Regions from separate parts of the Homo sapiens genome. Here region 1 is linked to region 2. The links are chromatin contacts, found by Hi-C or POLR2A ChIA-PET in ENCODE. All regions are on one chromosome and are shown on one strand. The core of a region is the stretch at or near the end of the contact, and the rest is flanking DNA. Distances in the headings are between cores, read along the strand shown.

The links. Hi-C counts contacts between places; a loop is a spot of excess contacts on that map. ChIA-PET counts read pairs that join two places held with the same protein, here RNA polymerase II (POLR2A). Pooled maps may share reads with other maps.
Region 1: a pooled map shows a loop between it and region 2 (4-fold over the local background). The contact joins the promoter of ADCY6-DT here to the promoter of SENP1 in region 2. A Hi-C loop is called at or near these places in 1 of 50 pooled maps. POLR2A ChIA-PET finds 5 or more read pairs at or near these places in 2 of 52 experiments (Caco-2 and WTC11).

What each region holds. Positions count from the first base shown.
Region 1 is chr12:48,787,395-48,790,569 of GRCh38, reverse strand. It overlaps ADCY6-DT (ADCY6 divergent transcript), which reads right to left and starts at 1,423. Exons shown (of 3, transcript NR_110019.1): 1 at 1,343-1,423; 2 at 451-585; 3 at 35-257. ADCY6 (adenylate cyclase 6) reads left to right here and starts at 1,481. Exons shown (of 22, transcript NM_015270.5): 1 at 1,481-1,664. RefSeq lists an enhancer at 2,534-3,078.
Region 2 is chr12:48,104,313-48,107,571 of GRCh38, reverse strand. It overlaps SENP1 (SUMO specific peptidase 1), which reads left to right and starts at 1,493. Exons shown (of 18, transcript NM_001267594.2): 1 at 1,493-1,544. It also overlaps a transcript of PFKM not described here. RefSeq lists enhancers at 747-1,620, 1,906-2,115, 1,621-2,496 and a silencer at 1,626-1,765.

The DNA of each region.
Region 1 (3,175 bases), core at 174-2,673, 680 kb before region 2:
ACAAACATTTCTCTATCTGATTCTGAAAACCCTGTAAGAAAGACAAGGCAGATGGTTTTATTCCCATTTCAAGAGATTGATGATTTACCCAAGGTATATAGTTTGCAGGTACACGTGGCTGATAAATGTTGGAAACTGGCTTTCCCAACTCTTCTTTTCCTTGCCTGAAGCTCTGTCCTGGACTTAGGAATCCCAGTGGTGATTTGGAGTGGACAAGACTTGAGTCTTGAAGGACAGGACTGCAGGGAGGGCTGGTCCTGAGGAGGAAGCATCTTCAGATACCTAGGTCTTGGGATCTTGGGTGGGGAATAGGCTGCTTGGGGAAGGGCTGAATTGGAAGGAGGAGCTAGAGGTCTGACTGAGGGAATGGAGAGGGGGCCTCAAAAGGAAGCCAGGCAGGCTGCCTTCTTCCCAGCTCCAGAATGGCACCCCCTCTAAAGTCACACTCACCTACGTACATCCTGGAGTGAAACTCCTTCTCCTTTCTGCTTCCACCATTACTCTAATCCTCAAAGGGTTAACCAGCTTTCACACGATTTTCCCATCTCCCAGGTAACTTGGGCAGCTGCTCCGTGCTGGAAATAACTAAAGACCCAGTTTCTCAGTTCGTGCACTTAGCAATGCACCCCAGTAGCCCCTCCAACCCCCAGCAGAGAAGCACAGCCCTTTGGGTAAAAGATGCCTGGGGGTGAGGCTGCAAGTTGGCAGGTGCGGGGGAGGGGCTCCCAGAGAGTAGGGCGGGGGGTTGTGGGGGCGGCAGGGAGAGTGCCCCTTCCCTGGGTCCCTCCACTGGGCCCCGAGGTTCGCCTCGGGGCCGCTGCCCCAGAGACTGGGGGGAAGAGGAAAGAAGTGGTGTGCGGGCAAGCAGGCCGCACACACCTGGCGCCTTGTGGAATGAGAGCTTAATTAATTATTAAACTGAGTTCCCGCGGGAGGGCGCAGGGCCGTGACAGGCAGGGCGGGAATGGCTAGGTGGGGGCTGGGGCTGGGGCAGGGGCAGGGAGGAATTGGGGATGAAGAGTGGGCGCGGGGCGCCGGCCCAACCCCTGGGACCCTGACAGGAAGGAAGGCGACCCTCGGTGGGCGGGGCGGGGGATGTAGCCGTGAGGGGTGGGTTTGCGGGCGCGCTCGGGGACCCCCGGGGTGAGGGCGGGAGAGGAATGCCGGAGGAGGCGGCCGGGGTGAAGGGAAGGGGACCGGGCTGCGAGGTCCCCTCCCCGCGGGGTCTTGATCCCAGAACAGTAGCTGCTTGTCTTCCCAGGACTGGGGGAGGAAGCGGCCGGAGGAGAGGAGGGGGCGCGCGGAGGGAGGGGTCCCATTATTTGGCCTCCTCCGCCCCTACCCCGCTGCTAGGAAGGGGAGTGGGCAACTCGGCCCCCACTTCTGGGGAGGGGGAGGGGGATGCCCAGACAAAAGGAGCTTGTGCCTTTAAGGCGGGGAGTCCGGGAGCCAGCGGGGAGGGGACTTCTGGATCCGGGGTAGAGGGCGGCTGCGCTGGACAGCTCGGGAGGGGGCGAGGGCCGGGCGGACGGCGGACGGCGGACGGCGGGCGGGACGGCCAGGACGCGCGGGCTCGGAGGACCGCGGGACGGCCGGCCGGCCGGCCGGAGCCCGCGGGGGCGGCGGGGCGGGGGCCCAGGGCAGGCGCGGAGCCGGGCCGGCAGGTGAGCGCGCTGAGGGCTAGGGGAAGTGGCCGCTCGGGCTCCCGGTGCGCCAGGATTGGAACGCACCCGAGCGGCTCTCGACAAGAGTTTGTGGGTGGGGGCGCCGAAGCCTTGGACGGGTCGTCTCGGCAGTGTTGCCCGAGGGAGTTGGGGTTGGCAAAGGGAAGTCATGGAGGCAGTGGGATCGAGGACTCCTAGGTCCGGCGCTCGCCACCCCCGTCGCCCGCCGCCTGCCTCCCTCCACGGGGCGAGTTCCAGGCTGGCCCGGAGGCCAGGAGGATCTGGCACGTACTGGGGGAGGGGCTGGCCTGAGTTTTTTGCTGCGGGGCTGTGGGGTGTCTCCGAGTTTGGGGGAGATTCCATTTAGGGGAGAGGAACCGGCCTGGGCAGAGGGAGGGATGCCCTCTGTCTGCGGGAGTCCCTCTCCTTCCCCTCACCCAAAACCTTGGGAATGAAAGGGGTGGGGTCGGCTCCCCACATCCCCCAAGGCCTGCCGCAGGGTGGGCAGGGGAGCTGACTTTATTCAAAGCAGACTCTGGGGCTCGACTGAAAGGCTAGAGGTGGAATCAGGCGTGGGAGCCTCTTTGCCCATATCCTCTCCTTACCAGATTACCCCTGTGAGCTGGAGGGACCTGGTGGGGGTTGCATAGTAAAGGGTGATGTGGGAGCCCTCTGTAATCTTTAGGGAGAGTGAGGACTGGGGATGGGAGAAGGCGGCAGCGGGCACTGGACCGACAGATACAGGCCCTGGGTAGGCTCCTCTACATCTGGAAAGGCCCAGAATTGAAGAATTGAGGCCCATGTCCGAGTATGGTGGGTGGTGCTGGCACTGCTGGGCCCCGCCTGGGCAGTGCCTCTTACCATGAACTTTCTGAAGTCGTTTTTAATCCCCTGGAGCCTCCTTTTGCCAAGGAGGGCAGGGGCAGATGGGCCCTGGGGATGGGATAGACAGGAGGTGGCCAGGAAGGCTTGGCAAGGCAGTGGGCAGAGCCATCCTTAGGGCTGGGCCTTGGCCTTGGCTGGTTCCAAACTCTGGTCTCAGCCTGATCAGGGTTTGGGAGGGACTTGAGGTCTGGGAGGCACTGAGCCTGGGCCTGCCAGGCTGAATGGGACATGGCTGTGGCTGTGGGAGCCGGTGGTATGAAGAACAGCAGATCTGTGAGAGTGCAAATGGACCAACACTCAGGGGAGGAGAAGGTAGAGGCACAAGGCTTAGGAGCCTGACTCTGGGGAGGAGGGAGGTGGTCTGTGCTCCCAGGGCTCATAGTGATGGGTTGCTGGACAAAGTGGGTTGGGGGACCATATAGAGAAATTTTGTGGCTTGGAACAGTGCTCTACCCTGTTTCCTGCCATACCAGTCTGGCATGGGGTGCCAGAAATGTTGGGAGGCCGGCAAGTTCTGCGGGATGGGCAGTGCCTGGAGTGGAGCCCAGGGTGGGATGGTTGCAGTTGGTTGGACAATTACATAGCTCTGAAGCTATCCCCTTGGGGGGGGTCAGAGTGTTCCTGGG
Region 2 (3,259 bases), core at 244-2,743:
GGTCAGTTGACCCCTAAAATCCGTATTTACACTAGAAAGCCTCACATCCTGTATTTAGACTTCTTGTGAGAGAACCCATTCTCTGTCACTGGAGTATGATCAGGAGACAAGGGTACCTGTTCTCTGAGGAGTCCTGACTAACTGGCGAGACTGAATCACACACATGAAAAATTTCAGATGAAACTCGTCTTTATGCATGGCTGCCTCCTAGAAATAGAGACAGAGTTTAATCCAAACGAACAGAGCTGTGAAATAAGATGTCAGTGACTGACATGGACCAGCTACACTCATGACTACTTGGCCTTAGGACTTGACAATATAATATAAAAGTATCAGCACATGAGGCAATACAAATAATCTACTTTGATGTATTTGACAGGGGAGGAAACCCTGAACTCAGCAAGCTGCTGAGAGTATCAGAAAGGCTGGGGGCCTCCAGAAACTGCCCTTCTTTAAGTCTGAGCTCAGACTGTGCCTGTGGCTGTGATCTGGGTGTAAAGGACCTATTAAGGGGGCATTTCTCTAAGACTTCTACAGGGCCTGGGTCCAGAGGCCTGCCAAGCTGAGGTGCTTGACAAAAAGCCTGAATGAACAAACATATTTCTTCCCATTATGTTCTCTTAGAAAGTATGGCAGATTCCAGGTTAATCAATGTGTCCCAGGAACAACAAAGCCCTTCAAAGGTCACAGGTGATTCCTGGGTCCTTCTCTATCTCTACCCAGAAAAGCAGATCTCTAGTGGGCTCCCAAAAGCTTTCCTCACAGCTCTGCCTGTTTCAAATTCCTCCAGAGTTCTGGAAGGTTCTACATCTTGCCAGAGTCTAGCCTAATCCGTCCTCAAGTTGCTTGTTTGTTTGTTTGTTTGCTTGCTGAATGGTCAATCAAGTATGAGGTGGTGCAGAGTACAGGATTGCAAGTTAAGAAACTTGTTTCCTAGTCCTAGATGGGCCGTGCACTTAAAACCTTTGGGAAATCACTTCACTTCTCTGAACCTGGTAAGACTAAAGTATCTCCAATAACCTCTACAAGCACTAACGTTCTGTGATTCTCAATAAAACACGAGATAGCCTGAGATCGATTTAGATCTCAGGTCCCTATCTGTCGGGGGAAGCCACAGGTTTCCGCAGATTTAGGGCCACCGCGAAAAGCTGCCATGGAAACTGGAACGCAAGCAAGCAAAACTCGCCGGGCGGAACCAGAAGGCGGCGGGTAAGGGAGCAGAGGGAACAGAGAAAAGCATAGGACGAAGGGCTCACTAACAGTATTCCGAGTACGAGAAAGCGAAAAAGCCCAGACTGAAAAGGGTACTGAGAAATTACGACTAGTCTTAAATGCTCCCTTCGCTTCTCGGGCCTCGCCACACCGCGCAGGCGCCCCACTGGTCCTTAACTCTGTTCTTTGACCTCCTGCCCCAGCCCCCTCCTCTTCAGCCACCTAGCGACTCTTCCGGTGCTGTGAAGGCGGTTCCGGTTCGCGGCGGTTCCCGGGTTTTGCGTTCCGCGCCCGGCCGGAAACCCCTTCGCATGGCAGCCGGTTCCGGTTCGGTGAGTGGCGGCGGGAAGCTGGGGGAGGGGTGAGGATGGAGGGAGCCTGGTCCAGGAGACTGTGTCGGACCCGGTCAGCCGGCCCGGGCTGGACTGGGCGGAAGCGGGGAGCACTGTGGGGCCGGCGCCTTTTCCTCTGCCCCGCCCCCTGGGACCACCTCCCCTCCCCCCTGCTGTCCGGTGGCCGCGCTGTGGCCGCCGGTGGCCGTTAGGCTACCTGAGGCCGTTCCTTCTGGTCTCTCTCTCCTGGGCCGCGGAGAGACCGTCTCCCTGCCGTTACAGCAGGCCCCATCCCAGCGCCCAGCCGTACTTGGGGAAAGGCCGGTTGCGATTCCGGGGCTTTCCCGCCAGAGCTGGGTCTTCTCTGGGGAGAGCTGTTTTCACCGGGAAGCTCGGCTTTCTGTGGTACCGGCTTCATCTCCCGCCTTCCTTGAGACCCGAGTGATATTTCTTGACTACTTCTGCGTCTCACGTAAACATTTCTCCAACTCTCCTACTCTGTGGTATCTCCCTGAGATGTGATATCGCTAGTGCCACCATCAGAAAGAAACGTCTGGACCCTCCTGCTCAGGTTATGAAAATCCCCTTAACTGCCACAATTTGCTTACCTGGCTCATCGCCTCCTGGTAATTCCCTTGAACCGTCTCTTTCTTGGTGTACCCTAACGTGATCTCTGGATCTATGCCTCGTTTCTCTTTCCTTGAGCTTGGTGATTTCTGTTTATCGGTGCCTGTGCAGTATTTCCACTATCTTGTTAGCAGTAACTTGCTTCTTTATCACTTTCAAGTCAGCCTTGTTAAAGTCATTTTACTTCATATTTGGTACACTTATTATATTTGGAGTGGTGGTGATTCTTGTAATATTCATATAAAGCCTTTTATCTACTACCAACTATTTGACTGAGGGTCTTTGTTATAATTGGTTATTCTGGATGTATTAGATCTCATCATCTCCTAAATCTTTATTCTTCATAAAAATAATTTGTGTTAAGGACTCATGTTGAAATACAGATTACCCTGACTTTGAAATTACAGTTAAAGCGCAACTTTAAGCATCTCTATAAGCATGATCCCTTAACCTACTTCCAGTTTACACTCTACCACCCTTTATTTTTCCTCTCTAGTCCCTTTTAGGAAGGCTTATTCATTTTTAACTGACTTCAATTAATTATCCCAACTGCAAAGATGGTCTTCATGTCACTCATCTAATGAGTTGTCTAGAGGGAGTGGATGGGTACAAAAACAGGTTCTGCTACTTCTGGCTAAGGGAATGCAGTTGTTGACTTGCATTGCGGCTTTGGAACTCTTGTCCTTTTCTTCCCAACTTCTACATCTTCTATCAGTTGTACCAGCTCTACTGTCTTGCGGTACCTGTTTATGGATCTGGCTTTCCCTACTGGACAGTGAGCTGCTCAGTGGCAGGGACCCTTTCTTAATGCACGTAGTCGGTGCACAGTAAATGAATGTGTATGAAAGAATTTGAACACTTAGGGTTTACGGCGTTAGAGTGTTAAGGTATTTAAGGTGTTAGAGTGATTGGGAGAGATTACATGTAAAAATAGAAGGAAAGAACCTCAAACACATGACGATATAGTACAAACTATTGTACACATAATTGTTTTTCAGAACTTGGAAAAGGGTGATTTCACATGGTTGCTTTCACACCCTTCTTATATCATAAATTGTTCTAACCACATCTTGGTCCTGGATAAAGCT